Linked DNA regions of Homo sapiens: regions 1 and 3 are each linked to region 2. The links are chromatin loops, found by intact Hi-C in ENCODE. Cell type or tissue: A673. All regions are shown on one strand. Each heading gives the region's core, and the rest is flanking DNA. Links, peaks and the distances in the headings are about the cores only. Region 1 has its middle 38 kb from the start of SEC11C. Region 2 holds the start of GRP (gastrin releasing peptide). Region 3 has its middle 57 kb from the start of SEC11C.

The links. A loop is a pair of places that touch in the nucleus more often than their neighbours do. Peaks named below come from ENCODE experiments on the same cell type or tissue, not always from the same donor. Only the 100,000 strongest peaks of a DNase experiment are listed, where the experiment ranks them.
Region 1: it touches region 2 in a loop (3-fold over the local background); 2 of 110 quality-filtered maps call a loop at or near these places.
Region 3: a loop joins it to region 2, with 3 times the contacts of the local background. A loop is called at or near these places in 5 of 110 quality-filtered maps.

Annotation. Positions count from the first base shown.
Region 1 is chr18:59,096,982-59,107,280 of GRCh38, reverse strand. No RefSeq gene overlaps it. Among named protein-coding and RNA genes, the nearest start is that of SEC11C, 38 kb to the left of the region's middle. In A673, for the core only: no CTCF peak of the experiment used is centred there; DNase peaks (open chromatin) are centred at 4,020, 4,590 and 5,060; H3K4me3 peaks cover 346 bases; H3K27ac peaks cover 5,406 bases.
Region 2 is chr18:59,215,236-59,225,534 of GRCh38, reverse strand. It overlaps GRP (gastrin releasing peptide), which reads right to left and starts at 5,377. Exons shown (of 3, transcript NM_002091.5): 1 at 5,131-5,377; 2 at 1-43. The coding sequence starts at 5,269. RefSeq lists an enhancer at 5,543-6,157. In A673, for the core only: CTCF peaks have their summits at 5,203 and 5,414; DNase peaks (open chromatin) are centred at 1,751, 2,239, 4,113 and 5,504; H3K4me3 peaks cover 4,463 bases; H3K27ac peaks cover 3,419 bases.
Region 3 is chr18:59,078,141-59,088,439 of GRCh38, reverse strand. No RefSeq gene overlaps it. Among named protein-coding and RNA genes, the nearest start is that of SEC11C, 57 kb to the left of the region's middle. In A673, for the core only: a CTCF peak has its summit at 4,087 (motif pointing left); a DNase peak (open chromatin) is centred at 4,049; H3K27ac peaks cover 778 bases.

The DNA.
Region 1 (10,299 bases), core at 1,228-9,227, 120 kb after region 2:
CCCATCAGAAAACAGAATATCAAAACAATGCCAACAATATTTAAAACAAATAACCACATTTTATTTCTTTCATTGGTTAATTCAGACATACTTCATCAAGTCTTTATTTGCCAGATCTTGAATCAACAGTCTGCTTTCGGGAGTTCACATGCATCTGGACTAAAGAGCTTCCTGGGAAGTCTGATGCAGTCCCAATGTCATCTTTCAGTTGTCTACTTGTGGCCGTGGGTCTCCATGAGTTTACTCCTTGTGGAAACAATTGATAGTATCACTTGACACAGTGTTTTCTAGAATTAGCCTAAGACACTGCAATGGACTGACTGTTTATGTCCCCTCAAATTCACATGTTGAAATCCTAACCCCCAAGGCGATGGTGTTAGGAGGTAGGGCATTTGGGAAGTGTTCAGATTATAGGGGCAGAGTTCTCATTAATGGGGATTAGTCCCTTATAAAAGAGACCCCCAGAGAGATCACTCTCCCCTCTGGCTGGACAAGTAAGGTTACAGTGAGAAGACAGCTTTCTTCCAGAAACCCAGTTCTTACCAGACACCAAATCTGCCAGCACCTCAATCTTGGACTTCACAGCCTCCAGAACTGTGAGACATCAATTTCTGTTGTTTGTAAGCCACTCAGTTTATGTTATTTTGTTATAGCCACCTGAAGAGACTGCTATATTTTGTTATAGCAGCCTGAAGAACCTCCGTTTCAGAATTTCCAGTGAATCCTAAGCAGAATGAATAACATCAAATCCTTGTCTAGACAAATATTAACAAGGCTCCAGAGCACCAAGGCAAAGGAGATCTTATAAGCAATTAGAAAAAAGAGACAAATTATATACTAACGGGTGACAATTAGGTTGACAAGAGATTCTCAACACTAGCAACAGAAACCAGAAATAGTGAAACAATTATTTCAATGTACTGAGAGAAAATAACTAAGAATCTAGAAATATATAAGTAACAAAACTATCTTTTAAGAAAAATAAAGAAAAACGGTATATTTAAACAAATAAGAAACAGAATATTACCAACAATTCCTTCCAGGAACTTCTTAAAAATGTTCTCTGGATGGGAGGAAAATTATTGATCCTGGAAAGAAGAAATTAGATTGAAGAATGAGTGGTGAGCAAAGAAAATGGTTAAATGATAAATTGTAAAATCTCGATAAACACTAATATAAAGCAATGTAAATAACAATATATATAGTTTTAAAATATCAAAATAGATCTAAAATCCATTACAATAATAGTTTGTAAATGAGAAGTGATTGATGTTAAAATGTTCTAGGATCCTCATATTATTCAAGAGAGTGAAAATTGATCAGTTTTAGACTTATGATAAATTAGTCCCCAAAATTTCTAGAGTTTCCACTAAAAAATATTTATGAAAGATTTAACTTTCAAATAATAGAGAGAATGAGAAATGAAATACTGCTGGAAAAAAAGTCCGTAAGAAGGTAAGAAAAGAGAAGAAACAAGAAAACAGAGCCAATAGAACCTACAAAATAAGATGATAGACATGAATCTAAATGTGTAACTAAAATAAATGTAAACAAAATGAAGCCTCCAACTGAAAGATAAATATTGTCAGGTTTGACTTTTAAAATTTCAGCTATAAGCTATTTTTAATGGTCACACCAAAACATAAGGTCATGAAAATGTTGAAAGTAAAAGAAAATATATTTCAGACAAGCACTAATCAAAAGAAGATTTGAGTCACCGTATTAACTTCAGACAAAATAGACTTTAAGCTAAAAGGCATCATTAGAGATAAAGAAAGTCACTACATATAACGGAAAGACTCAATTCACCATGAAGAAATAATAGATCTAAATACGTGGGCACCTAATAAAAAAGTTTCACATTCAAACAATGCAAAATGACAGAACTAAAAGGAAAAATAAAAAAATTCATCATCATACTGGGAGATTTTAACACTCTTTCAAAAAACGGATCAATTGGCCTGGCGTGGTGGCTCCCACCTGTAATCCCAGTACTTTGGAAGGTCAGCGTGAGAGAATCACTTGAGCCTGGGAGGTCGAGGCTGCAGCGAGCCATGACTACGCTACTGCGTTCAAGCCTGGGCAACAGAGCAAGAGCCTGTCGTAAAAAACAAAACAAAACAAAAAACTCATCAATCAAGCAGCCAGCACTATCAAAATGACTAGAAAAATAAAATCTACAATCTTAATCTAATGGAGATATGTGGAATAGTATACCTAATGAGTGAAGAACACGCACATTTTCAAGCATATGTGAAACTTTTAGAAAAACTGGTTGTATCCACGGTTATAAAATAAGTGTCAAAAGTTTTCAACATAGTAATATCATACAGATCACATTCTTTGGCTATAATATTATGGGGTTATAGATAACTAATAAAAACACAATTCTGAGACAGGTACATGGAAAATTAAAGCTATGTTTTAATTTAAAATAGAAAATAATTTAAAATAGAAAACAATAAAAATAGAAAATAATTTAAAAATTGTTACAATAACGTATGTTATATCTAAAAATAAATCTAATACATAATATTTATTATCTTTATGCCATAAATTAGAAACTTTTCTTTAAACACTTTAAAGAAGACCTAAATAAATGGAAATATATGCCAAAGTTATGGATAGAACACTCCCTCTTGAAAAGATATCTGTTCTCTTTAAATTTGTCTGTTTGCTGTATGGAATTCAAGTCAAAATCCCAACAGGTTTGACTCCTAAAATTTATATGGAAGAATAAAAGATCAAGAATAGCTAAGACACTTCTGAAGAAGAATCAGGTGAAATAATCTACAATGCAGTAGAAATTAAGATAGTGTGGTAGTACCAGCGGGGAAAACAAGTAGACAAACAGAATAGAATAAAGGTGCAAAAAAGACTCACACAAATATGGGAACCAAACATAGCTGGTACCCACTCTCAGCGGAAATCAATGGATTGTTTAACAAATGATTAAAGCTGTGCTAGTTTATTTTTCATATGAAAAGTAAAAAAAAAAAAAAAAGAAAAAGGAGGCCAGGCATGGTGGCTCACAACTGTAATCCCAGCACTTTGGGAGGCTGAGGGGGCCGGATCACTTGAGGTCAGGAGTTCGAGACCAGCCTGGCCAACATGGCTAAACCTTGTCTCTACTAAAAATACAAAAATTAGCTGGGCATGGTGGTGCACGCCTGTAATCCTAGCTACTGGGGAGGCTGAGGCATGAGAATCACTTGAACCCAGGAGGCAGAGGTTGCAGTGAGCTGAGATCACACCACTGCACTCCAGCCTGGGTGACAGAGTGAGACTCCATCTCAAAAAAAAAAAAAAAAAAAGAAGGGAAGATCGCTTGAGTCCAGGAGTTCGAGACTAGCCTGGGGAAAAGAGCAAGACACCTGTCTCTTCAAAAACTAAAAAATTAGCTGGGCGTGGTGGTGTGTGCCTGTAGTGCCAGCTACTGGGGAGGCTGAGGCAGAAGGATTTTCTGAGCATAGGTGATCAAGACTGCAGTGAGCTGTGATTGTACCACTGCACTCAGCCTGGGTGACAGAGTGAGACCCTTTCTAAGAAAATAAATAAATAAACAGAATATTGAAAATTTTAATTACATTAATATTAAGAACTTTTTCAAATCAAAAGATACCATTAAAAGAGAGAGATAAAACATACCATGAATTGAGAGAAGATACTTAGAATACGTAAATCAAGAACTAGTTTCCAGAATATAAAAGAAATCCTATAATTCTCTAAAAAAAAGGCTTTAACAAAAGGCATTTCACATAAATAACATGGATGCATAATAAACATATAAAACATTTTTTAACCTCATTAGTAACTAGGGAGGGAATACAACCAAAACCCATAATGAGATTTCATACTGCCCAGATTGAACCAAATTTAAAAGTCTGACAAGAAGGGTTAAAGATTCAGGGCAACAAAAGCTCTCAGTCTCTGCTGGTGAGAGAGTAAATTGGTAGGACCACTGTGGAAGAAGATGAGCATTATTAAGTACAATTGAAGATGCGCAAACCTGTGAAGCATCAATCTGCCCCTAGGTATGTATTCTAGAGAAACTCTCACACACCCACATCTGGAGACACACACAGAATGTTTATAGTAGCATTATTCCACTAACAAAACTGCAAACAACCAAAATGCTCATCCACAGTAAAATGGATAAATTATGATGCATTCAAGCAATGAAATATTAAATATAAAAAATATTTTATTCCCACATGTATCAACATGGATATACCTCAAAAGCATTATATTAGATCAAAAGCAAGTAGCAGTATGATTAAGTTTATGTAAGTTTAAAACACAGGCAAATCTAAATAAGCAAAAGCTTAGGGATACATGCATTTGTGGTAAAACTCTGAAGTGAATGAAAATGAGTAATAGTGGCTGGGCGCAGTTGCTCACGCCTGCAATCCCAGCACTTTGGGAGACTGAGGCAGGTGGATCACTTGAGGTCAGGAGTTCGAGACCAGCCTGGCCAATGTGGTGAAATCCCATCTCTACTAAAAGTACAAAAAATAGCCAAGTGTGGTGGCAGGCACCCATAATACCAGTTACTCAGTAGGCTGAAGCAGAAGAATCACCTCAACCCAGGAGGCGGAGGTTGCAGTGAGCCAAGATCATGCTTCAGCCTGGGTGACAGAGCGAGACTGTCAAGAAAGAAAGAAAGAAAGAGAGAACGAACGAAAGAAAGAAAGAAAGAAAGAAAGAAAGAAAGAAAGAAAGAAAGAAAGAAAGAAAGAGAGAGAGAGAGAGAGAGAGAGAGGAAGGAAGGAAGGAAGGAAGGAGGGAGGGAGGGAGGGAGGGAGGGAAGGAAGGAAGGAAGGAAGGAAGGAAGGAAGGAAGGAAGGAAGGAAGGAAGGAAGGAAGGGAAAAACAAAAAGAAAAGAAAAGAAGTAATAGACAATTGAGATTCAGGACAGTGATTACCTCTGAAGAAAGTGAACAGAGAATGATTGGAGTGGGGCTCCCAGGGAGATCCAAGGGGCTTGGAAATGTTTTATTTCTTAAAATGGGTGGCAGGTCCATGGTTATTTATTTTTCTTTGAGCTATAAAAGTACATTATACACCCTCTTGTAAGCATGACAAATTTCACATGCACACAAATCCATTTTAAGGTCAATCAGTATGGAAATAAGCAACATGGCTCAGAGTGAGGGAGCGTAAGAGTTTCCTGGATGCCCTGTTACTTCCCTTGGAGAAACACTTGCTGTGCACCTGCCACATGCTAGGAACGGTGCAGCTGAGCAGACTCCCTCCTGGCTCCTTCGTCCCTCCTCGCCCTCTTGGGGATGGGAGAAAAAAGCCACTTGTGCTCAGAGTTCCTACATCCTCTGTCTACATTACTCTGGAGATGGTCACACAGGCTTGCTTTGCCCTTTGTGATTCTTTTCTCTCCCTCACCACTCTGAAATTGCTTCTGAGGGTTGGATCTATGTTTTATACTATCCTTTATTTCTTCAGTGACCGGAATGCATACGTGGATACACAAATATTTAACTTCACACACACTTTCCTGTCTTTTTTTCCCTAAACCTAGATAGGAATGTGATTTCAGAAAGAAAGGAGTTAGGAGTGCAGTTTTGTGGATTATTGATTATGTTTTGTTACTGTTAATGATAATAGTAGAAGTTCAGTGGTTGAGCAATCCTCCTGAGCACAGGGGACCTTCAGGTTACTCAAGGGAGCCCTGATGGGGGAGTGTGCTGGCCACAAGCCTTAGCCCTGGGCAGGCATCGGGCAGAACAACCGCCTGCCTGGGGTGAATCCCCGCCACCACCCCTACTAGCACCAATAGAACCTAGATGTCTTTCTACCTGCCCCATGCAGCAAATAAGATAAGGGAAAGTCTGTGTGGGTCTCCTTGCAGCATCCCTTGTTTTTAGAGAAACCCTTGGGAAGAGTAGGTCTCTCTTCTTGTTCTGGGTGTTGTCATGCCAGGAGGTGATTCTGGAATCGTTGTAGCCATCTCATGCCCAATCGGAGATTGAAGCTAATACCGAAGGCCAAATCTCAGTGGCTTACAACACAAGGGGTTTATTGCTCGCTCATGCTGTATATCCAACATGGATGGGCTTTGCCTGGGTCTCTGTTCTGAGGCCAGTCTATGGAGACAGCTCTTGTAGGGGACCTGCTCATCTTAGCAGAGGAAAAGAGACATGAAACCTTTAAATATGACACTTAAAGCTTCTGTTTGAAATGGATCTTGTCTCTTACACATTTCACTAGCCCAAATAAATCACATGGCCAAGCTTGAGTGAACAAAGGGGGTGGCATAATCCTAACACAGGGGGGCTGTAAATATTTGGGGACAATTATACAATCTACCAAGGACGGCAAGAACCTAAGAATCTGGGTCCTCGTGACATCACTGAGTCATACTTTATAACTGTCTAGTTTGCCATGTCTGTGGACCTACCCGTTACGTGAGATTTTTTAAAGTTGCCTTTCTCACTCTTCATTGTTTAGACTGCAGAGGTTGGAGTGGCCTCTTCCGAGAACAATGGTATTTCCACACTTTTGTCCTTTAGCCTAGGATGCTCAAGTTCTCTGATGCTTTGACCCAACAAATAAATATCCCATAGTGACCCTTAAGCTTTATAAGCAACCTCAAGGAGGTCCAGGAAAGTTTTGGGGAGCCGGGCCAGTTAGCAGAATTTCCAGGCTCACAATTCAAACAATTTTCTGCATCTTTATCCTAGAAAATCATAAAGGTATATGATAGTTTTCATTTAGCCGGCAAACAATTCCTTTTGAAGCACTCCCACCCACTCTCTTCCAGGCCAAGCTCCTGTGTCCTTCAATGTGTGCTTTAGGCTGATTCTTATTAATGGCTGTTCTTTCATTGTCATCTCCATAGAAAGCCTTCCTGGACTCCGCCAAGATGGTCAGTTGCAAATGACAGAAAAACAACCTAACTTCAACACACTTAAGAAACAGGGAGCTTTTTTAGCAGGCCCCTGAGATACCACCCGGAATTGAAGGACGTGTGTCCCCAGGACATTGGCTAGGGGAGGGATGGGGCTGGGCCTCAGAAAAAAACTGCCTCCAGGGAATGATAAGCCATTGATTCTCCTCCCCTCCCCTCACCTCCCCTAACCTCCCCTCTCCTCTCCTCTCCTCTTCCTTCCCTCTCAGGACAGACCGGCTACTTCCACATGGCACAGATCTGTCTGCTGTGAGCTCTCAAGTTTTATGTTTTCCGACTCCACCACCAGGAAGAGAGAGGGGCCCTGTTTCTAGTTCAAGTTCTACCTTGCCAGGGAAAGCTCTGATAGGCCTGGCTTGGGTCAGATGCTCACCCCTAGTCCATCAACCACGGCCAGGGTTTTACCATTGGCCCAACCTGGGTCAGGAGTCCAAGCCTGTTCCAGGGCCAGGGGTGCAAGGACACAGCAGCTCCTGTCGGAGCCACAGACTGGAAGCAGGAAAGGAGAAATACTCAGGGGAGCTGTTCTTAGAAGAAGGATGGGGGTTGCTGGTCAGACAAAAAGATAAGTGTCCATTCTATCTTCCACAGCACTTAGTGCTCTGTGTTGATTCTATGTCTGCTCACCTATCTCCCCGCACTGAGTCAGACCCCGGAGGGTAGAGACTGTTTCCCCCAGTGAAAATCCACCACAGGCAATGGCTGCAAGGAACAAGCTCTCTCACTCAGTTGAGGCTTGGCCCTGTACATCGTGGGGAAATTTATGAGAGTCTCAAATCCCTAATCTGTAAGATTTCAATAATATCTTCTTCAAAGTTTGCTATGAGGCTTGAAAGAGATAAAGTGTTAAAGTACCTGGCATGTAGTAAGTACTCAATACATGTTGAATAAAGAGTAATTACCAAACCCCTAAGACTCTTTCAATCTTTGGTACTTAGTTGACTCCAACTGCAGAGTTCAGGGACCCCCAAAATGAATGAACCTCACTTCTGATACCAATTGCAAGGTTAGAGGCCCCCCCAAACCACCCCTGTGTTCTGTAATTCACTAAGAGGACTCATAGAACCTTCCATGGTTATGGTTTATCGCAGCAAAAGGACACAGGCTAAAATCACAACAAAAGGATGCGGGTTAAAATCAGCCAAGGGAAAGAACCCCTGGGGCAGGGGCCAGGGAGGTTCCAAGCATGAAGTTTCTACCCCCAGTGGAGTCACAACTCTCAGCAACTATGTGTGACAGTGGCAGACTATTGAGTATTGCCAGCCAAAGAAGCTCACCCAAGCCTTGGCGTCTGGAGATTTGACTGGGGCACCATCATGTGGATGTTTGTGGCTGCCCATGTGGCTGAGCTCAGTCTCCAGCCCTTCCCAAGGTCAAGCTGATACTGTATGACCCAAAGCTCCCCCACAAATCATATTGTTAGACCATTTGGTGCCACTCAGAACCCACAGAGAAACAGGCTCTTATCAGGCATGGCATTCCAAGGGCTTAGAAATCACCTCTCTGGAGTGGAGGCCAAAGTGCCGAACGCTCTTTGGGTAAGGTTCATTGTTTAGTAGACAGCCATAAATTTCTTGTGTTATCAGGTCTGACTCTTGCCTCAATAAATCCTGCAGGCAAGGGCTGTGTCTTTTTAAAAACCTTTTTTTTTTTTAATTTTAGGTACATAGTAGGTGTGTATTTTTAGGAGGTACATGAGATGTTTTGATACAGGCATGCCATGCATAATAATTACATCATGGAGAATGGGGTATCCACCCCCTCAAGCATTTATCCTTTATCCTTTGTATTACAGACAATCCAATTGCGCTTCTTTAGTTCTTTCAAAAGGTACAATGAAGTTATTATTGACTATAGTCACCTGTTGTGCTCTCAAGTAGTAGGTTTTATTAATGCTTTCTATTTTTTTGTACCCATTAACCATACCCTCCTCACCTCCCTTGCCCCATACCCTTCTCAGCCTCCAGTTACCATCCTTCTACTCTCTATGTTCATGAGTAACATTGTTTTGATTTTTAGATCCCACAAATAAGTGAGAACGTGCGATGTTTGTCTTTCTGTGCCTGGCTTATTTCACTTAACATAAGGATCTCCAGTTCCATGAATGTTGTTGCAAATGATAAGATCTCATTCTTTTTTATGGCTGAATGTACTCCATTGTGTATATGTACCACATTTTCTTCATTCATCTGTTGATGGACACCTAGATTGCTTCCGAATCTTAGCTATTGTGAACAGAGCTGCAACAAGCATAGGAGTGCAGATATCTCTTCAAAATACTGATTTCCTTTTGGTGGGGTATAGACCTAGGAGTGGGATGGCTGCGTCATAGGGAAGCTCTATTTTTAGTTTTTTGAGAAAACTCCAAACTGTTCTCCATAGTGGTTGTAGTAATTTACATTCTCACCAACAGTGTACAAGGGTTCCCTTTTCTCCACATCCTCACCAGCGCTTGTTATCAAGGGGCTGTGTCTTGTCTCACGTCTTCATCAAACCATCTAATTTAGGATAGAGCCTTTTGCAATTGTTCAGCAAACAACTGATACCAAAATCAATTGAAACCTATTATAAGTCAGCATAGACAAGAAAATGAACTCCCCTTGTGCACATGAATGATGAGAACAAGCGGGAGCTTGGGTGGAAAGGAACCCTGGAGGGTGAGTGTTTGGGGAAAGAAGCCAGTGGTATATTTTGGAAAAGTAGGCAATTAAAAAAAAAATAGTTTTAATGGCATTTGCTTTGCTTTCTAAGTAGCTCTATATTCACAAATTCAAATTCAAAACATACAAAAGTATATGCATCAAAAATCTTCTTCCCAGATGGGCAATTTTAAAATGGAATTTTGAAGACGAAAACATCTATTCACTTACTATCCCCTCCCTTCTACCCCCCAAAAATATTCCGCTTTCAGGAATGGTTTGAGGGTAGGTTATTATTGTTTTGTTTTTATCAAATGAGCTACATATAAAAACAATCATCTACATTTTAAATTGTGTGTCCTGCTCTCTTCCATGGGCAAGGATAAGGTCGAATTTATTAGAAAATACTCTTCTTGGGCCGGGCGCGGTGGCTCAATGCCTGTAATCCCAATACTTTGGGAGGCTGAGGCGGGTGGATCATTTGAGGTCAGGAGTTTGAGACTAGCGTGGTCAACATGGTGAAACCCCGTCTCTACTAAAAATACAAAAATTAGCAGGACATGGTGGCACACACTTATAATCCCAGCTATTCGGGAGGCTGAGGCAGGAGAATTGCTCGAGCCTGGGAGGCAGAGGTTGCAGTGAGCCAAGATGCACCAATGTACTCCAGCCTGGGTGACAGAGTGAGACCCTGTCTCAAAAAGAAAAAAAAAAAACTTTTATTCTAAGATAGT
Region 2 (10,299 bases), core at 1,315-9,314:
ACAGAAGAAGACTCCCCTGTGCTCTTTTTCCCCATTAAGTGCCCTGTAAAAACAAAAACAAAAACACTCAGAATGCCACAAATTTAACCAAAGGGAATGAATGAGAAATTTAAAAGAAATTTAAAGCTAATTGTGTTTGTGCTGCTTCCTCCTAAATGCAGAATAAATCATGTTTTATTAAGAGTTAGTTCATAAACGACAGATAGATTTTGCTCTCTGTTCAAAATGTGCAATGAGCTAGACAGCATTCAGAACTGCAACCCAGGAACCCTGGGTTTGGTTCCAGCACCTCTCCTAACTAGTTAGGTCACCTCTGCCAAGTCGTTTAGCACCCCTAGTCTTCAATTTTCTCAACTATAAAATGAACAGGGTAGACTAGATTAAATCTAAGGAGGCTTCCATATCTAAAATTCTATCATCAATTCTGTGTGCACCAAATTCTATTTCCAGCTGAAAGATGGAGTTTAAACATCTTCCCCAGCCAATTTTGAATTGCTGCTGAAAATAAAAGTCTCCATGCTTTTCTTTGTGTGGTTTTTTAAAAATATTTCTTTCCTTTTATCGTAATAAAAAAAATACCAAAGGAATTTTTCATTTAAACTTTCTCAGAGTTTTAGTTGAGACTGAACTGAGAAAACTACCCAGATTTACTGTTTGTTAAGAGTGTAGTGAAAAACAAGTTGAAAACAAGCCCTGAGTAACACTTTACAGCCGCATAAATGCAGAATTTTCTCTTGGGTGTCTGAAAGTCTATCAGTGGCTCCAGGAATGTGTACTAGCCTTGTAAATAATTTTTTTAAAAAGCTGCTGTTAAGGAGGCCAAACCATCAAAAACATGAAAATTTATGTATGCAAGAGAGGATAACTTGGAGTCAGAAGTGGGTACAGAATTCAAGGTCTGCATTCTTAACACTTTAGACCCTTGCTTGAATATTCTCATGTTCTCTATTTCTTACAGTTGATTTTTCCTCTCTCTGTAGTTGGACTTTGTAGCACTTTGAAATTTCTAACGTCAACAAAACTATGGTGCTTTTGATCTAAAGTGTGCAAGGAAAAAGGTCTTTGTGGTTCCAACACTGACTGGCATTAGAAGTATTTAAGGCAAACATAAAATTTGAAAGATCTTCAGTCTTAAAATGGAAAGAGGCCCCTTCCCAGAAGTTCTATCCACCAACAGAGAAGCCCTCACTTTAACTTTATTGCTTTTATGTGTATTGCGATTTGCAGTTTATGGGATGTTTAAATGTGCTGGATTTCATTTGATCCATATGCTAATTGGTTTGGTGAAAATGAGACTTGCCAGAGGTCACATAGATGTAAGCAACTATTTTAGGATTAAAATCAGTTCACAATCTAGACTACATTATTACACTGCTTGGCAATGTCTTCTAACTTGCTAAGAATATAAGGTAGCTAAAATCATTCTGGGATCTGGAAATAAGGATAAGGTCTACAAAAGGCTTTCTAATGTTATAAAAATAGGGATTATATGCCAATATATCATGATGCATTATGTAATTGAGAAAAATTAATTCTATGAGTATTAAGGAGCATTAAAATCAGGTTTACTGCATTGCAGTGTGAGCATTTGCCAAATTGCTTATGACATGAGACTTCACACAATTTCAGGATCCTAACTGGGGATACTGTCCCAAGTGAAGACCTGGAATCCTGAATGACTGGCTCCTCACGTATCAGCTTGGTCACATGGTGCTCAGATAGCCACTCAATAACCTTGCATTCAGCCATAACGGTGATTATGTTGTGCAACTTCCCAGGAAGTAGTGATGCATTTGACTTTATTTATATGGAGGAAATTAAATCATGATGGTTGGAAGGCAGGATTAGAATCCTGATACTCCCAGTGATGACCTAGATCACCTTGCCCTTCTAACTGACTATCATCTAGTTAGAATGCTGGAAATGAGAAAGAGTTATTGCCAGTAAAACAGAGAAGTGATGCAGATATCACACATAAGAACCTCATTTTTGTCATGCCTGAATAATTTTGTGGACTTTTCTAAAATGGGAGGAGAAAGTTATTCTCCATTCTGTGATTGTACTAACTTTCAGTACTTGCATATATGGGGAATGTGTGGGGATCAGTTCTTTATCTCTAGTTCCATAGACTGGTTGCTAAGGAGAGCACGCTATCTGTAACATCCCAGGGAAGTACACATTCCCTGGGTCCAGTTTTGCTTTTGAGCTAGTGACTGTCAACCAAATCGTCATCTCCATGGCAACATGGATGATACGCCCACTTCCACCTCTTCTCCCAACATCATCTGTCAAGTGCCCATATCATAATAATGGAAACCTCACCATAGACAAAAGACAGGCACTTGAAAAAATAAAACCTTGATCAGAGAAAAAAAGAGCTTTTGTTCTTTTTATTAATCATTTAAAGATACTACTAAAGGGAAGGTTTGAAACAGAAATGAATAAGACATAGATGAAAGTGTTGAGTACTACTAAGAAGTAGTATTTTTGGACCCACACTTAAATTCTATTCCACAGTTTCTGGGGCCATAACAAGCCATTCTGCAGTGGAATACTGGTATTTCCAAATTCAACCTTCTGGGATATGTCTCACGTCCAAGTTAGAACCACAGTTAGGAGCATTTCATGGGTGCACAGGGAATAGTAGCCAGTATAAGTGTTGTCATATATTTTCATCACACAAACAAAACATTTCCACGAACATCAAGCCAGATAAAAATTTGTTAAGTTTTCAAGCTGTTAACCTTTTTTCCATTGCTGCACCATGCTTCTCTCAGCTAGAAGAAGCAATTTACTTACCAAGCCTGTAAATGTGTGCTGACAGCATCCTCATGGACAGCAGCATGTAGCTTTGGTTTTATATAATTAAAACTAAACTACATGTCTTTGGTGATTGAAGAGGATAAGCATTTTCTTGAGATAACTGAAAGCTAAATTTGAAGTGTAACATCATTCATCCTTGTCAATGCTCATATTCCAACAGAGGGCATGTTACTCAAAGCAAACGTTTTCTCAACCGCAAGGTAATTTTAGGCTAAAATGTGAGTTTCTACTTCACCTCCCTCTTTCCCTTGCTCCTCCTCAACTCTGCACAGTTATCAAAGGGAGAGAAAAAAGTGCATTTGAGAATAAATATGAAAATGGTATTTGGGGTCACCACTGGTTGGTATTCTTTTGGGTTAGGAATGCTCAAGTACCACTATGAAGGGCAATTAAACGGCAGACACCCTAAATACCTGGAGACAGATGTTCTGCGGAACTACAGCAAATCAAGATTGGCTTGACTTGCACCAGAAATAACACGATGCCACTCCCCAGTTAACTCTATTGTCCTCCTTTGGGCCTGCAAGCGTTACCTAATAATAAGCTTTATTAGTGCAATAATATAGATGAGTACAAAGAGATTGGGAATCCAGAACTTTCATTCCATCTTTCCAGCCCCATTGGCTGGTGGCTGGGCCAGATAATGGCCACTTGATCTAAGCTCCCAGAAGCCCTCTTTAAGAAGCATCAATTCTAAGTTTGGATTCTTCAACACCTGCTAAGCATCCTTCATTCTTGAAATGGAGGGTTTTTCAGCTTCACCCATTCCAACCTCTCCTCTCCACACCAGACTGCTGGGTTCCTCCTGTCCCTCAGCGATCACACATCCTCTCATCTCTGGAACTGTCAAGACTTGGCAAATGATTATTTTAGCAACAGTGGAAACCACTCTATTGCAGCCCAAAGATCTCGACTTCCCTCACAAAAGCACACACGACACAGACGAGCTGAGGAAGCAACAGTTCCAGTCCCACTCCTTCCCCCAAATTATTTATCTTCTATCAAGATTTGTGAATCAGCCGATATATGAATTAGCAAGTACTTGTTCAACACACCGTTCCCCAGCGCCCGTTCTAAGTAGATGGCTAAGGAAATACACACACACACACACACACAGAGACACACACACACAGAGACACACACACATACACACTCTTAAATCTCTTCAGGGATTAACCAGCTTCCCAAGAAGCTGGTTGGGGTTGTTGTAGTTGGCTTTTGTGGGGCGGGTAGGTGGGGGAGTGAGGAAGTTGGACGCTCTGCGTTTGCTGGAAGCTATGCTCGGCGACGCCGAGAGCCCTGGGGTGATGCTGGGTGAGCCGAGGCTGCCAGGCGCTTCCTGCCTCCCAGCTGAGCGAAAGCAGCGAGTGCGCGCAGGGCGGAATCCTGACCCCACCCGCAGGCGCCCTCCGCACCCGCAGCGCGGCCGTCCTCTCCGCCTGGGTTCTAGGGGCCATGGCGAGGGAGCCTCCAAGCCGGTGCCTAGAGAGCAGGACCTGTTGCAGAGGGAATGGGAAAGGAGCGAGGGGAAAGGGCGAAGTCGTGGGTCAAGAAGGGCGGAGAAAGAGCGGAGCTCAGAGGGGCAGAGAGATCGGGATGAGCTTGGAGAGCAGGCGAGATTCCCCAAGCTCAGAGCCTGCTGGCTGGAAAGAGGGAGGGCAAAAGGGCAGGGAAAAGAATATCGCTGCAAAGCGAAGAGAAGGACTGAGGAAACTCCAGAGAGTCACAGACAGGCGGGATTCAGGGCACTGCGCACTGAACAGATGTGAAACCCGGGGCGGGAGCGCTGCACCCTAGGTCCCCACACCTGTGGCTTTGCGGGGAGCATAGGCGCAGCTTAGATTTCAGCCCATGCCAGTCGCTGTTGAGGCCACCGAGCTGGACCAGGGTTCTGAGATGCTTTCAAGGGACAACGCTCCCCAAGATTATTCTAGGAGAGTACCGTGCCAGACAGGTTGAGACTAGGCGGACAAAAGGAGATGTAGGATGGGCGCAGAGGGAAGGTGATCTGCACCGGGGTTGGCTGTTGGGAGCTCGGGTGCCCTGGGGAAGACAGGCTGGAAGCGAGCGGGAAAGGATCAGCGGACCAGCCTGCGGCTGACTAGGGACTCATGGGCTCCCTAGAATGGGGAAAGGTGGGGTGGAGTTTTAGGAGAACGGGGAAGGTGTTTGCCGATAGAAAGGTCACAACAAACCCAGCTCCCAAAGCTGGGCCAGGGAAACGCAAAGAAATGGGGAGACAGGTCCCCTCCGGCTGGCTGATCCAGAGGAGGACAAGCGCGCGGCTCCCGCGGCCAGGACACTCACCCACCGCCCAGTGGTTGCCGCGCGGGTACATCTTGGTCAGCACGGTCCCTCCGCCCGCAGGCAGCGGGACCGCTCGCCCCCGGGGCGCCAGGCAGAGGACCAGCGCCAGCAGGACCAGCGGGAGCTCACGGCCGCGCATGGTCCCGACGGGAAGCCCTTGGAGCGCGCCGGAGAGGCTGGGAAGAGCAGAGACTGGTGACCCGGACCTCGGAGGAGCTCCGCCGCCGCAGCCGCTGGTGCTACTGCTGCGGCCTCCACTAGGGCCCCTACTTTATATGGAAGCCCGGGCGGGGGGGCTGGGGGGCTCTTCTATCGCGGACCAGAGCGCTCTGACGTCTCCCTATAGCTAACCGGGGCGCTGGGACGCCCGGTCCGGAAAACCATCCATCTCCCCGCCGAGTGATGAAAAGGCTGAGTGTACATTGCCCCCTCTTTTTTCCTCGTAGCCCCGTCCGCCTTCCCCACATCGGATTAATTCCTCCGGTCCTCGACGCCTTCCATCCAACACAATTTAGTGAACTCCTCCCTCTCCAGGCTCGCCGGCGCCTCCAGCCTTAGCTGCCTTGAGAGTCCTGGAGAGGGCGACCCCGCTGCCTGATCTGGGCCGGGAGGGGTGGGGGGTGTAGCTGGAGACGGGTGAGCTCTAAAGATGGATGGGCTTTGCTGGAGGGATTTGGAACCACCATTTGAAGGCCTTCTGATTCTCCAGACCTTTCTCTTCGTAGGCCACATCTTTGCTGTCCCAGCCCATAGATTTTGGAACCTTGCCTCCTTGCAGATCTCTCTCTCTTTTTCTGGACCTTGCCTCTTTCTTGCAGATCTCCTCCCCTCCTCTCCCCTCCTCTCCCCTCCTCTCCCCTCCCTTCCCCTCCTCTCCCCTCCTCTCCCCTCCCTTCCCCTCCTCTCCACTCCCATACCCTCCCCTCCCCTCCACTCCCCTTCTCTCTTCTCCTCCCCTTCCCATCCCTCTCTCTCTCCCCTCCTCCCCAATCTCTCTCTCTCTCTGTCTCTCTCTCCCCCTCTGCTGCCCTCCACCTTAAGGTTAAGGGCAGTATCCTTAACCCACCTGGTATTCCCAGGCAGCTCTGCCCACTTGTATGGCAAGACAGAAGATAGCTGGCCCTTTTCACAAGCATGCAACTTCCATGGAATAGAGAAAGAAACTGCTTTATGCCAGTTTCCCTAGGCTGCCTCTACCTGAAAGCTCAAACTGTCCCTAAACTGCCACATACACACCCCTCTAGAGTTGCTCAACGTTCCTCTGCTCCTTCTGTTCTCAGATCTAAAGAATGGTCACCAGCCCAATCCCCGAGGTTCTAAATACCATGGATACAAAGGGGATCAGCACCATAGCAATGCAACAATAAATAGAAGCTGGTAGGATGCTGTTGCCCACGTTTTGGCTGCCAGAGTTGGCCGTGTGGTTGGAATAGGTGAGGTCTATTCCTCCTCAAATGCTTGTTAATTGCCTCCCTGTTGGGTCTTTAGTGTTCCATGTCAACATGGTGTTGATATTGATATATTGATATTGATAAAGTTGAAAACATACACTTGTGTCTGAGTATCTGCTGATTCAATACATTCTTCTTCTTCTTTTTTTTTTTTTTTTTTTTTTGAGACAGAGTCTTGCTCTGTCACCCAGACTGGAGTGCAATGGCGTAATCTGGGCTCACTGCAACCTCTGCCTTCCCGGCTCAAGTGATTCTCCTGTCTCCGCCTGTGGAGTAGCTGACATCACAGGCATGCACCACCACGTCTGGCTAATTTTGTATTTTTAGTAGAGATGAGTTTTCACCATGTTGGCCAGGCTGGTCTTGAACTTCTGACCTCAAGTGAGCCGTGGCCTCCCAAAGTGCTGGGATTACAGGCATGAGCCACTGTGCTTGGTGTTCAATATATTCTTAAGTGATTACACACTCACATTGCATGACTGAGTACTCTTGGATCTGAAGAGTATTTTCATGCATGTGTCTGGGTCTAAGAGAAAAAAAGTCAATTTTAAGATCATTAATAGTTTGGTAGCCAACCAAATACAATAATACTATCCTCAGTGAGTGAGCTAAGTGAAAATCAAAAGAAAAAGGTCCACAGACTGGCCTGGGCTCCATCCCTCCCGGGTTCCCAGCCTCTCTGCATTCCGTTCCCAGGCTCTGTCAGTAGGCAAGTGTTCCATTGGCAGGCAACTGATCATCCCTAGGCGTGCTGCCTCCCACACAGTGAGCTTGCTTCAACACAGGGACTTGGTATTGTTCCTCTGTGTGTCTGCAGAGCACCTGGATCATAGTGGTGCTTGATAAGTATTTGGCGAATGAACAACAAACCTAAGAAATGCCCAGGTCTAAGAAATGCCTTCTGCAACCGTGGATCTTTGGAGGCGCATTAAACCCTTATCTCTCCAAATTAAGTTGTAGAAAAATGCTCTTTCTCTTTAGTTTAACCAAGATTATTTTAGAATCTTTCAAATGAAATCCTCCACCTCCTCCCATCCCCATGAAACTAAGGGGAAGCCACTGTAAAGACATTCAAGTGTAGAAATAATTGTTTAGAAAGCACAACACTTCTGCTAATTCAGGCAACACTGTTTCTTGTGTCCATTACACGCCAGGAGATACCTAGGCCCCTCCATTCACCTTAGCTCTTGCTCCAAGGCCACCCCAGCCTACAGGTTTCCTGCCTGCAGACTACGGCTGGGCCACATGACTTGCTGTAGCACCCTGTAAGGACAGCACCCATGTCATCTGGCTCGATACTGCCTCCACAGTGCCTGGCCCAGTCTTAGGCACAAAGATGGGACTCAAGAGATTTGAATCGATACATTGTCCTCCAGGAAAAGGAGGCTGAGTCCAAACTTCTAACCAGAAAAGACAGTGGACTGTTTCCAGTTAGAGAATGGAACCTTTGCATGTTTGATTCAGTTGATATGAATAAGCCCCAGTAGATCCTGGCTGGGTGTCCTCTCATACACCTCTTAAAATCCTCACTACAGACAGCTGGGTAAATATGATTAACCCCACTGACATAGTTAGGGGAAAGCTAAACTCTATGAGAAAGAGACCTTGCAATGCAATGACCCATTCAAAAGAGAAGTCTATTTCTCTTTTCTGTCCAGGGCAGGTGTTCCAGGTTGGCAGGCAGCTCTGTTCCACATTGATAATCAGAAACCTGGGTTCACACCACCTGGGGTCTCTACCATTCCCTACAGCAGCACTACTCAAAGGGCTGGCCTGCAGGGAGAGAAGGAGCTTGCATTAGAATGCAAGTCAATGTACGGCTTCCTTCATCGAGAGCATCTTGCTATGAAAAAAAAAAAAAGTCAGCTGTACTAAACAATGTGTGTAGAGATGTTATTGACTTGTGTCCTAGTACAAGATCTTTATCTCATTGTGGATGGGAAACAAATAGTTTGGGAGGAGCAGCTGGTCTATGGATCACATGTGATGAGCACTTTCCTATCTGTCTGCATAGCTTGGGTTGCAGGTGCCAAAAAGGGGAAGATGGAGGAGGCACGCCCGCTCTCTTAATACACCAGCCAAAATGAAGCATTTATCTCTTCTGCTCGTGTTTCATTAGTAAAAAGTCAACCACATGGTCATAGCTAACTGCAAGAGAGATTGGGGGTTGCAGTCTTAATAATCAGTTATGCCTGGCTCTGATTGCATCACTGTGGAAGAAAGAGTCCATGGAGTTTGACGGATAGCTGAGAAACTCTACCAGAACCAACCTAGTGCCTGATATTCCATGATTTATGCTGTGACCTTTTAGCTCAGTGACCATGGATAGTTCATCACCGAGTGCACTTGTAAAATTATTTTATCCCATGGAGCTCAGGGGTATTTTGTGATTTGGGGGTTTGTTTTTGTTTTGAGACAAGCTCTCCCTCTGTTGCCCAGACTGGAGTGCAGTGGTACAATCATGGCTCACTGCAGCCTTGACTTCCCGGACTCAAGTGATTCTCCCACCTCAGCCTTCTGAGTAGCTGACACTACAGGTGCATGCCACCATGGCTGGCTAGGTTTTGTATTTTTTGTGGAAATGGGGTTTCACCATGTTGTCCAGGCTGGTCTTGAACTCCTGGGCTCAAGCTATCCTCCCACCTTGGCCCTGCAAAGTGCTGGAGTTACAGGCGTGAGCTACCATGCATGGCTGAGTTCAGGCTTTGATGAGCTTTTAACTGTGCAACAGGCCATATATATTTAGATTTCCCATTTTTTTATTCATCAAAGACATAAGGAACTGTCTATCAATCAGAGCTTCTAATCAGGTTGAAATAACAAGCATCACCTCAGAGAGTCGATGTAATTCCAATATAAATCAATGAAACATTGCATTTTAGTTTCTTCATGGCTTTTTGAAATGTGCAAAACAGCTCATGCATCTCTACCATTGCTCTTAGGGGATTCCAGGCTGAGAGTCTCTGCTTAAGTTTAGTGGCTATTTTTGCCAAATGAAAATAGCTCTGTGAGGGGAAATACCTTAAGTTGTGACTGGCCATTTATATGTGGAGCCAGTGAAGGCTTTGAGGGCAGGTCTTGCTGCAGGGAGATGCTCCAAGATTCCCAGGTCCAGGCTGGAGTGAAGGAAGCAGAGCAAGATGGGGAATGATGGAGAACAAGGAAGCAGTGGTGAGGAGTTTAGGAGTCAGGCTGGCCTGGGTTCCAATTCCTCCTCTGCCATTTAGGAGCTATGATTGGCACCTCACTTAGCATGGGCATGTCAGTTTCATCATCTGTAAATTGAGCTGGTAATGCTTCCCTCCCTAGGGTGGTAGGACAGTTACATGAGATCATGTGTATCTATTGTCCAGCAGCTACTTATTCTTTAAATTAATAATAATGGGGAACTGTAATTAGGGCAGGCTAATTTCTGTATTAGATTGTGATTTTCAAGATAGCATCATTTTCTTGTTCAATGCCTAACCCAGTGTTGTGCTATTTAAGTCTCCTGAGAAGATCATACAAGTAATAGCTGCTGCTTAGTGAGTACTTATTATGTGCCAGGGACTGCGTGTGATTGTTATGTGCATTTGTTCATGTGCTCCACACAGCTATCCCATGAGGTCGGTGTTATTTACTCCATTTTATAAATGAGGAAACTGAGGCTCAGAAAGGTTAAATAACTTGCCTAGGCCCAGATGGTAATTGACAGAGCCAAGAGTTGACCTCATAGCCA
Region 3 (10,299 bases), core at 778-8,777, 140 kb after region 2:
ATCTGGAAAATGTCCATCCTGCTTAATCAAACTCTCTCTCCTTGTTCACAGCAGCAAGTATAGGTTTTCTCTCTTTTTTTAAGAGACGGGCTCTTGCCCTGTCACCCAGGCTTGGAGTGCAGTGGCACGATCATAGCTCATTGCAACCTCAATGAGTTCTCTTTTTGTTGTGGCAGATCAGAGCAGACCCCATTAGATAGTGATGATTAGCTGTTGATTAGAGTCATTTCTACTATGGGATGAAAAGAAATCGCATTTCTCTCTGCCCGCCTCCAAATTCCAGGCTCAGCTCCCTGACAGTCTAGGGGTCAGAGAATTAGGCAGTGTGTTCCTCTGCACATGCAGAGAGAACGTTTGTTTGTTTGTTTGTTTGTTTGTTTTTGAGATGGAGTCTCCCTCTGTTACCCAGGCTGGAGTGCAATGGTGCAATCTCAGCTCACTGCAACATCCACCTCCCGGGTTCAAGTGATTCTCCCACCTCAGCCTCCTGAGTACCTGGGACTACAGGCAGGCGCCACCCTGTCATAGAGACAGGGTTTCGTCATGTTAGCAAGGTTGGTCTTGAACTCCTGACATCAGGCAATCCACCCACCTCGGCCTACCAAAGTGTGGGGATTACAGGTGTGAGCCATGGAGCCCAGCCCAGGGAGAGCATTTTTGTGCTTTAACAAAGCATGATATCAAAGTAATATGAGTAAGCTAGATGGCCAGAGAAAGAAACACTGGCAAGCTGCATTCTTTCAGAGCCAGACTACACCTGAATTGGGAGGAGCAGAGTGAGCGAGAGCAGATGAATTCAGCGATACTGAGATCAAGTGTGGCCAGCACATCTCTGCCCACATCACACAGCCAGCTGTCAGGTGAACTAGATTATATATAAGTAAACACATGTCTCTAACTGTTGAGTCAGGGAATATGAAGTCACATGGCTATGCCTGCAAGGGAGGCTGGGAAATGGCGTTCAGCTGGGCAACCATGTGCCTAGCTACAGTCTGCTATTATGAAAGGAGAAGACAGATGTTGGGGAACACACAGCAGTCTCTCTCACAAGGGGGTATAAAGAGAGAAGATCGAGGAGGGGAGCCAGGCACGGTGGCTCAGGCCTGTAACAATCCTCCCAGCTTGCAGCCAGGAGTTAGAGACTGTAGTGAGCTATGATGGCACTACTGCCCTCCAGCCTGGACAACAGAGCAAGACCCTATCTCTAAAAAACAGAGGAGGGAATTAGAGAGTGAGAACAGAGGTGAGAATGGAGAAGAAGAGTTAATTATAAGTAGAAGAAAAAACTCCAGTTGCTGAGGCAAAGCCCTGGGGTTGGATTCCAATCAGTGCCAACAGCATCATAGCAGTTGCTGAGTTGTTATTCTGGGGTTTAGGAAGAGGATGTCTGTGACTACAGTAAGAAAGGGGGGCCTATTCCATCTCCCGGGCCTTACCAGCCTCCACTTCAGGCTCATCTTGTTTCTGTCATGATTTTGTGCTTCCGACTCTTAAAATTGTTCTGCATTTTGTTCCCTTTTATTTGCCCACTGTCTTTAAACAACTCGACCAGACAACTTGAACAAAAGCTATGACTGAACAGGGATCATGAAAAGTGGGGGTCCTCTACTTCCACTATGAATGGAAAAGTATAGCACGCTTCCTTCCCTTTGCATAGTGGTCGTTTTTCAAAAGGTTCTTGCAGATGTTGTCTCAATTCCTTCTGTAACGAAACTGCAAGGCAGGGACAGACACTGTTAATAATAAGTAGTCAGGGTGCAGCCTCTGGGGTCAGACTGCCTGATTGAAATCTCAGCTCTGCCATTTATGAGCTGTGTGATCTTGGGGAACTCAACCCCTCTGAGCCTCATTTTTCTCAACTATAAAATGGGATACTAACAATATCTACTTGGAAAGATTGTTTAGTATCTATTTCTATGAGTTTTGTGTATTAAATGAAACAATTCTGTTTGGCACATGGCAAGCACTTTACAGGTAGGAAAACTGAGGTTCAACTAAAGTGATTTGCTTAAAGATTCAGAATCTGGTTTTCTAACTTCCAATTCTACTCTACCTCAAAGTATAGGTTTTGTGGAGCTCAAAGCAGGTAAGCGGCTTGTGGCATTAAATAAAAATTAATGTAAAATTATGAAACAGAACAAAATATATAGATCAGAGAAAAGAAACCCAAGGAATGGCGATGTAACACAGAAAAGAGCCAGGAAGGTAATGAGAGAAAAAGAATAGAGCTAGGCAGAGGGGAATCATGGCTGCCAGAAGCATGAAGAGCCTGAAGCTGTCATTTTCCAGAAAAGGAAACTGAGGCATGGGGCAGTCACATGCAACTCCAGCATACAGGGATGCAGCAATGTGGAAGGAAATGCATCCCCAGAATGCCAGAGAACTTTCTCATTCTGGTGATTCAGCCTCCCAAGTTCCTGGGGAAATTCTCTGGAAGGACTTTGGCATCTTCCCACTGGCTGCCCATCACTGCAGTCAGATAAGCACCACCAGTTCAGCGAGGAAAGCACACATCACAATGTGTTCTTCTTGCTTTTGTTTTATTTTAATCCCTCTAGGAACAGGAGACAGATAACCTTTCAATAATCTGAAATTCCAATAAAAAGAAACTCTCTCTGAAAAGTACACAGTGTTTGGGAAGGCTTTAGTATTTAGTAGACTTTAAAGATTTTCATCAGCCCTCCAATTTCTCTGTGTGCTTTGGAGGCATTGAGGGGAGTAATATTAGCTGAATAAAAGGTCACCACCACAAGAGTTGTTTTTAGCTAAATAAATTTGACATGGCAGGGTTGAAAGCTCTAGATAGATATTAAATTGCTGGTCATACTTGTGAGCAGGTGCAACTCTCATTTCCCACACCCCCAGGCAGCAGGGGAAGCTCTTTCACTCTATGATGGCTTGTAAATTTTTTTCCTCTCTGTTTTTACTCTTTTTCTACATTCTTGTCCTCATTTCCTCTATGATGCATTTCAAGCTTCACCTGGCTTTGCAACTATAAACATTTCCACTTAAATGCTGTGTTGCTGGTTCCCAAACTTGAATAGAATGATCTCAGGGCCTTTGGAGACACTGATTGCTGGGCCCCAGCCCCAGATTTTCTGATGCAAGACGTCTGCATGGGAACTGAGAACCAGTGTTTCTAACAAGCTCCCAGGTGATGCTGTTGCGCATAGTCCAGGAGCCACACTAGGAGAATGGCTGGCTTAGATCACCCTCCCTTGGCTGCACCCTGGACCCTGTCCTAGCCAAGGCCAGCAAATCACTCTGCACTTTTGTCTTCCTGTGGTTCCAAGGAGACTTTCCTCGTCAATATTGTAGCACTGCATTCAAGACCCAAAGATGCACCAATGAAGCTTCCATGGGGGTGCTGTGGAAGTCAGCTTGAGAGCTGAGCAATGCCAGGGGCACTAAGTCTTGGGCATCTCATCCCAAAGCCATCCCGGAAAGCACCCTGCTTGTTCTTTACTCCCAAGGCAGGTGTAGATTCCACGTTAGTCCTTAGGTTTGCGATATCTCTGGCTGGCCCCCAGGGTTGGCTTTGATCAGAGGCCCTGGAACCTGGAGCTGAGCAGTTCTCCCAGCCATCCACTGACCCAGGAATGCCAGAGACCTCCACACGGATCTCCCTCACCAGAGAGCTAGCACTGTCCCTTAGCTGACGGTGGGAGGATCCAGCAGGACATTTGTCTGATGCATTGGGTCTTAAGGATCCAGGAATTTTGAAGTCCAGTCTGACCAGCAGTCCTTACCTTAGAAATTGAAAAATAAATAAAACATAAGATTCATTTCAAGTTCCTCAGAAAGAAAGCAGTGAGAATCACTGAAAAAAAAAATACTGTTTTCCATTGAAAATGATAGATTAGATTAGAAATATTAGATGTATTTCTTAAAGGATTAAGTGAAAACCTTACTTGGGCATTCTAAATTCCTTAGTAGGCTGGTCATTTAAAAGGAAGCAATGAAGGCTCTTTGACTCTTCTACTTCACAGTCTGACAAAATCTGCAGTTTTCCTAGGAGGCTTCCGGTGTGTTCAAGAAGGCAGCGGGGCCGACACTGGTCTCTTACGTGCTGCCCTCTCGTGGTCACCCAAACACATGCAGCTAAAGCTTTCTTCCGATGCCGCTCATCTATTTGTTCAAATCCACAGGAACAGAGCCCAGGATAAAGGCGGACAGGTGATGGAGGTTGGCAACAGCACAGCTGACTCCACGGGTCTGAAACTATTGCTATGGCTGGCACTTCGTCAATGTGTGGGGTTCAGAGGAGGTCAAAAAAAATCATAGAGGCAAGAAACAGTGATTATTCTTTAGACTTTGTTAAGAGGAAATTTGGAAAGAAAACGTGTGTGTGTGTGTGTGTGTGTGTGTGTGTGTGTGTGTGTGTGTGTGTGTGTGTTATGCATATGAACACAGAGGTGGAGAGGGAGACAAACAGAGGAGAGATAATCTGATAGAGAGATTTTGTTCCAGTGCACTGCCCACGTGGTCTGGTAGGAAGAGCAGGTGGGTGAACTCGGGCAGGAGACAACACAGTTGCCTCACTACAAAATGATGTCCTTGAATAGATTATCTCTAAAGTCCCTTCCCATCCCAATTACGATTCTACTTAAAACAAAACAGAAAAGAAACCCCTTTCTTTCCCCGTGCTCATTTCACGCACCCGAGCTGATGGTCCTGGCTGCCCTTCTGCCTGCCTGCTCTCTTGCTTCTCTTTCCCTGTTTTCTAACAAAGAACTCCTTATGCCGTCACTTTGGCTTACATACATGCTGCCTTCTTTTTGAATCCATGGGATTTTCAATATGATGTACTAAAAGTTTCATTTTTCTTTTTGAGTCTCAGTCAAGGGTATTCCAATTGTCTTGTCTCTGAATTTTTTTTCCTTCTTTTCATGATCCCCTAAAACTTTCATGTGTATCTTACCCTGTTCTTTGTTGCTGGGAAAGATAAGTTCCTGGCCGAAAGCTGTCAGTGTCGGTCTTCAGCACAGAGCCTGTCTTTTAGGTGGGAAATACACCACGGTTATTCATTCCATTAATCTGCATATTGGCTTAGAGCGGCGATTCTCAAAGTGTGATCTGGGTACCCTCCAGGAGTTCCTGAAAGACTTCCAGGGAATCCATAAGGTCTACACTATTTTCAGAATAAAACCAAGATGCTTGCTTTTTTCCCTTCTCATTCCTTTATGAGTGAGTGTATGCTGGAGTTTTCCAGAAGCTACATGATATGTGATACTGCAACAGACTGACAGCAGTGGCGGATGTAAGATCAGCTATGTCTTCTATTTAGCCAGCTATTAAAGAGATTTCTGAAACTGTAGCACAATGACAGTCTTCTCGCTAGCATTTTTTGTTTTGAAAATATATGCCCTACCCTGAGCTTAAAAAAAAAATAAAAAAGAGGCCAGGCGCAGTGGGTCATACCTGTAATCCCAGCACTTTTGGGAGGCTGAGGCGGGCTGATCACCTGAGATCAGGAGTTCAAGACCAACCTGGCCAACATGGCAAAACCCTGTCTCCACTAAAAATATAAAAATTAGCCGGGTGTGGTGGCTCACACCTGTAATCCCAGCACTTTAGGAGGCCAAGGTGGGCAGATCACAAGGTCAGGAGTTTGAGACCAGCCTGACCAATATGGCGAAGCCCCGTCTCTACTAAAAATACAAAAACTAGCCAGGTGTGGTGGCACGTGACTGTAATCCCAGCTACTTGGGAGGCTGAAGCAGGAGAATTGCTTGAACCCAGGAGGTGGAGGTTGCAGTGAGCCGAGATTGCTCCACTGCACTCCAGCCTGGGCAATAGAGGGAGACTCTGTCTCAAAAAATATATATATATAAAAATTAGCTGGGCATGGTGGCATGTGCCTGTAATCCCAGCTACTCGGGAGGCTGAGACATGAGAATCGCTTGAACCCAGGAGATGGAGGTTGTAGTGAGCCAAGATTGCACCACTGCACTCCAGCCTGGGCAACAGAGCAAGACTCTGTCTCAAAATTAATAACTGGTATTTTCCATAAAAATATGTTAGCATGAAATGTATAATTTATTATATTTAAAGGAATTTATAAATATTATCCCATTTTTTCCATTTCTAATTTCTAGTATAGTAAATATCAATAGATATATTCCACATAATAAACAAAGGCTCTTCGGGTCCCAGATAATGTTGAAGATATAAAGAAATCTCGAGTCCAAATAGTTTCAGAATCGCTGACGTAGAGGAACCATGGGATTGTGGGGTGACTCCGAAGCTCAGTTTGCACACGTATCCTGGGCCCCGATGTAACATGAGGAGAGATTCGGGGTGGGTGCCAGTTCACTAGTTACCTGATTTTAAAGAGTGGAGGAAGGGGGTTAGGTTCAACACCGTTCCCCAGGAAGCACCTATTCTCAGGTTGCCTTCAACTTTCCCTGAGCCCAGGAAAAGCAAAGCTCCTTTGCGTTGCACCTGTGCTGAGCCAAAAGGGGCGGTGGCCCCAGCTGAACATATGCTGCTGTGTGATGCTAGGCAAGCTTGTTTCCCTGGTGCCACTGCAGAGTCTGTGTCCGAAGATTCTAATAGGCTGGTCCTTGCAGCAGCTGTGGGTTCCATAAAGGGACTGGCCTGAAACAGATCCCCCCGGCTTCTCACTGCTGTACTGTAGAAACCAGAAAGCTAAATGTTACATTTTTTAAAAACCCATTTGCAGCTAGGGCACTGTTATCAGATACTCTAAATTGTGTTCCAGAAAAGCACGTAGAAACTCTAACCCCAGCCAGGCACGGTGGCTCACACCTGTAATCCCAGCACTTTGGGAGGCCGAGGTGGGTAATCACGAGGTCAGGAGTTCCAGATCAGCCTGAACAACATGGTGAAACCCCGTCTCTACTAAAAATGCAAAAACTAGTTGGGTGTGGTGGTGGGTGCCTGTAATCCCAGCTTCTTAGGAGGCTGAGGCAGGAGAATTGATTGAACCCGGGAGGCAGAGGTTGCAGTGAGCTGAGATCACACCATTGCACCCCAGTCTGGGTGACAGAGCAAGACTCCATCTCAAGAAAGAAAGAAAGAGAGAGAGAGAGAGAGAAAGAAGGAAAGAAAGAAAGAAAGAAAGAAAGAAAGAAAGAAAGAAAGAAAGAAAGAAAGAAAGAGGGAGGGAGGGAGGGAGGAAGGAAGGGACTCTAACCCCCAATGTGACCTTTTTTAGAGATAGGGCCTTCAGAGAGGCAACTAAGATTAAACAAGGCCATAAGGGTGGGCCCCTAATGCAATAGGACTGGTGTCCTGGTAAGAAGAGGAAGAGACACCAGTGAAGCAAGCGCACAGAGAGAAGGCTATTTGGGGGCACAGCAGGAAGGTGGCTGTCTACAAGCCTCGGGAGAAACCAAGCCTGCCATCACCGGGATCTTGGACTTCCAGCCTCCAGAACTGTGAGAAAATACATTTCTGTTGTTTAAGCCACTCTGTTGGTGATATTTTAACATGACAGTCACAGCAAACTAACACAGGCAGTGACTGAGACTTAGATTCTGCCAAGCAGGCATTCACATGGGATTTGGAAGGTAGAAGTGAGATACACACAAAACCTCTGCTGCTTCTGCTGGAAAACATCTTGGACATGTCTGGTTTTTCTGTGGCAGCTTCCTGGTCATGGCAGTGTATGATTATATTATGATATCCCGATCATGGTAGATTTCTGATGATACTAGTTGCCAAAACATGATGGAGGAAGCATGGCTCTGCTTCAGCAGCTGCGGCAATGACTCTCCAAGTGACACGTGGCTTCCTGGGAAGTAGCTCTCATGGTACTGAGATGTGGCTTTGAGAATTATTCCTGAAAGTGATGGGCAAGAGAAGACTCTCCAGCTGGTCTACCTTTGCTATCTGGCCCCTATAAATAGTACTCCAAGTATCTGTGGCACCTCAAGTAGCTCTATGAAATCTATGACAAACCCTTAAAGGTCTCTGGGGTCATGAATCAAAGCCAAGCCCTCTTTGGCTATTAATATTCTTCTAAGTAAAAGTTTCTAACTTGTGGCCAGGTACAGTGGCTCATGCCTGTAATCCCAGCACTTTAGGAGGCCAAGGTGGGTGGATCACCTGAGGTCAGGAGTTCTAGACCAGCCTGGCCAATATGGTGAAACCCCATCTCTACTAGAAATAAAAAAAAAATTAGCTGGGCATGGTGGTGGGCGCCTATAGTCCCAGCTACTCAGGAGGCTGAGGCAGGGAGAATTGCCTGAACCCGGAAGGCAGAGGTTGCAGTGAGCCGAGATCACATCACTGCACTCCAGCCTGGGCAACAGAGCAAGAATCCGTCTAAAAAAAAAAAAAAAAAAAAGTTTCTAACTTGCCATTGGGCCCTTGTAAAAACAGAATACCTGGCTATGGGACATTAGTGGTCATGTGACTTAAGCTATCCATAATGAATTTTTATCTAATCCAGTGAGTCATAAGGTTGGATGCCTGCAGAGGTCTCCATCATAAGTGGATATGGAATATGGGGGCAGGTCCTGAAAGTGACGGTACATCACTGGAGCAGAGGCTGTACAATCTCAGTGCACCACCTCCTGCTGCTACAATGCCATCTGCCATGACCTCACGGCTGGTTTCCTGGGATCAGTTGACTAAGAAAACATTCAGCCTGGTTTACAGAAGGTGCCACGCAATCATCTGAAAGTTGATACAATATTATAGCCCCATTCAGGGGTAGCTCTGGCAGGACAGAGAAATCCTTGTAATGGGTAGAACTTTGAATTCCTGGAAGAAGAGATGGCCAAATATATAGATCTTCACTAATTCCCAGGCAGCAGCTAACCATTTAGCTAGATGACTAACAGCTTGGAAGAAGTGAGACTGGAGGAATTCTTGACAAGGCCTGGGGCAAGTTGTATGGAAGACCTTCTCAGAATAAGCCCCAAGTGTGGCAATAATTGTGTCCCTCGTTACTATCATGGAAGAGCACCGCACATAAGGCTCTTAATTCTCAGGTGAGCAGGATGAGCATGATTCTTTGGCTATGAGCCAGCCTCTCCCCATGCAGCCAGCATGCCACCTTGCTGATAATCCTGCTGAGCAAGCACAGGGTGGCTGGATAAAGAGACAGAAGCAAGGCAGGCAGCAACCTTTTGCTGCTTTTTTTGCCCTGGAGCAGGCACCTTCCATGGAAGTATCTGACCTTAGCAGCATCCTCATCGTCATCGCTCCCTTCTCCACATCCTGCTCCACACAATGGTGCTGTTTTCGTATCCTCTACCTCTAGGAGCATATTTTGGGACATCCAGGCCCTTAATGTCAATATCAGTGTTTCTTGAAGTGTAGGCATCAGAATCGCTTACTTGTTTTTGTTAGTATGTAGGAGTCAGGAAATGTATTTTTATCAACATCCCCAAGTAATCTTTGTCTTCACTAAATTTTGTGACAATCTGATCTTGAACAAAAAGAAAGTAGTTCTCTTTTTTATTCTCTGTCTCTCTCAACTATCCACAGCCTGCCCTCTTAGTTCAGTTTCCTGGGCTAAGGACTTCCTTTTTCCTAGTGTCTGGCCCCAGGAACAATCTCTTTTTAGTGGCCGTAGCCCCCATATCTGCAAGATGTAGCCTTAAACCTCATAAAACTCTACAGAAGAACCATATGCCAGTTCAGTGTAGCCTCGGCATTCATGTAAGAAATCTTCCCTTCCAAGAATGGAGTGGGTTGGGTCTTCCTTCTTTGCCCTGCCAGAAGTCATCATGATGAAGAAGGCTGACAGCTGGAGAACAGAAAGCTGAAGATCATGGGTTTATTGGTCCACTCCTCGCTGAGGAGAGGTTGAGATTGAAAAATCCTAAAAGGGAAGCAACTCCCAGACTGCCAGCTGGGAAGGCACAGTCTGGGGCCAGAGAAGCTCCCCACTGCAGATCCATTTCCAGCGTGGAGAAAGCGTCCTCCTGCTCCCTCCAGTTTCAGCCTGTCCTGTGGTTTTCTGCAGCCTTTCAGGCAAACACAGACAATGGCATTCCCATCTTCCCTGATCCCTCCATTCCCACCATGCCACCTCCCCTCAGCAGATTCCTGCTGATGTTCACCTAAGCCTCCACCCCCTCAAACCCTTTACCCTCATCACCATAGTCATCACAACCTGCTTACTTTATTCATACCAAGTAGCAACTGAAAAGTCAAATTTCTGCGGTTGGGAATGCTTAGCTTCAGCAACAAAGTGTCTATATGTCAGACCACAATGGAACGCAGTAGTTTGAACTTTTAAAATGTAATTAACAGCTAGACAGTGCTTCTCCAAACTCCCAATCCAGTAAGCACTGAAGTGTAGAGTATCTAAAACCTTAA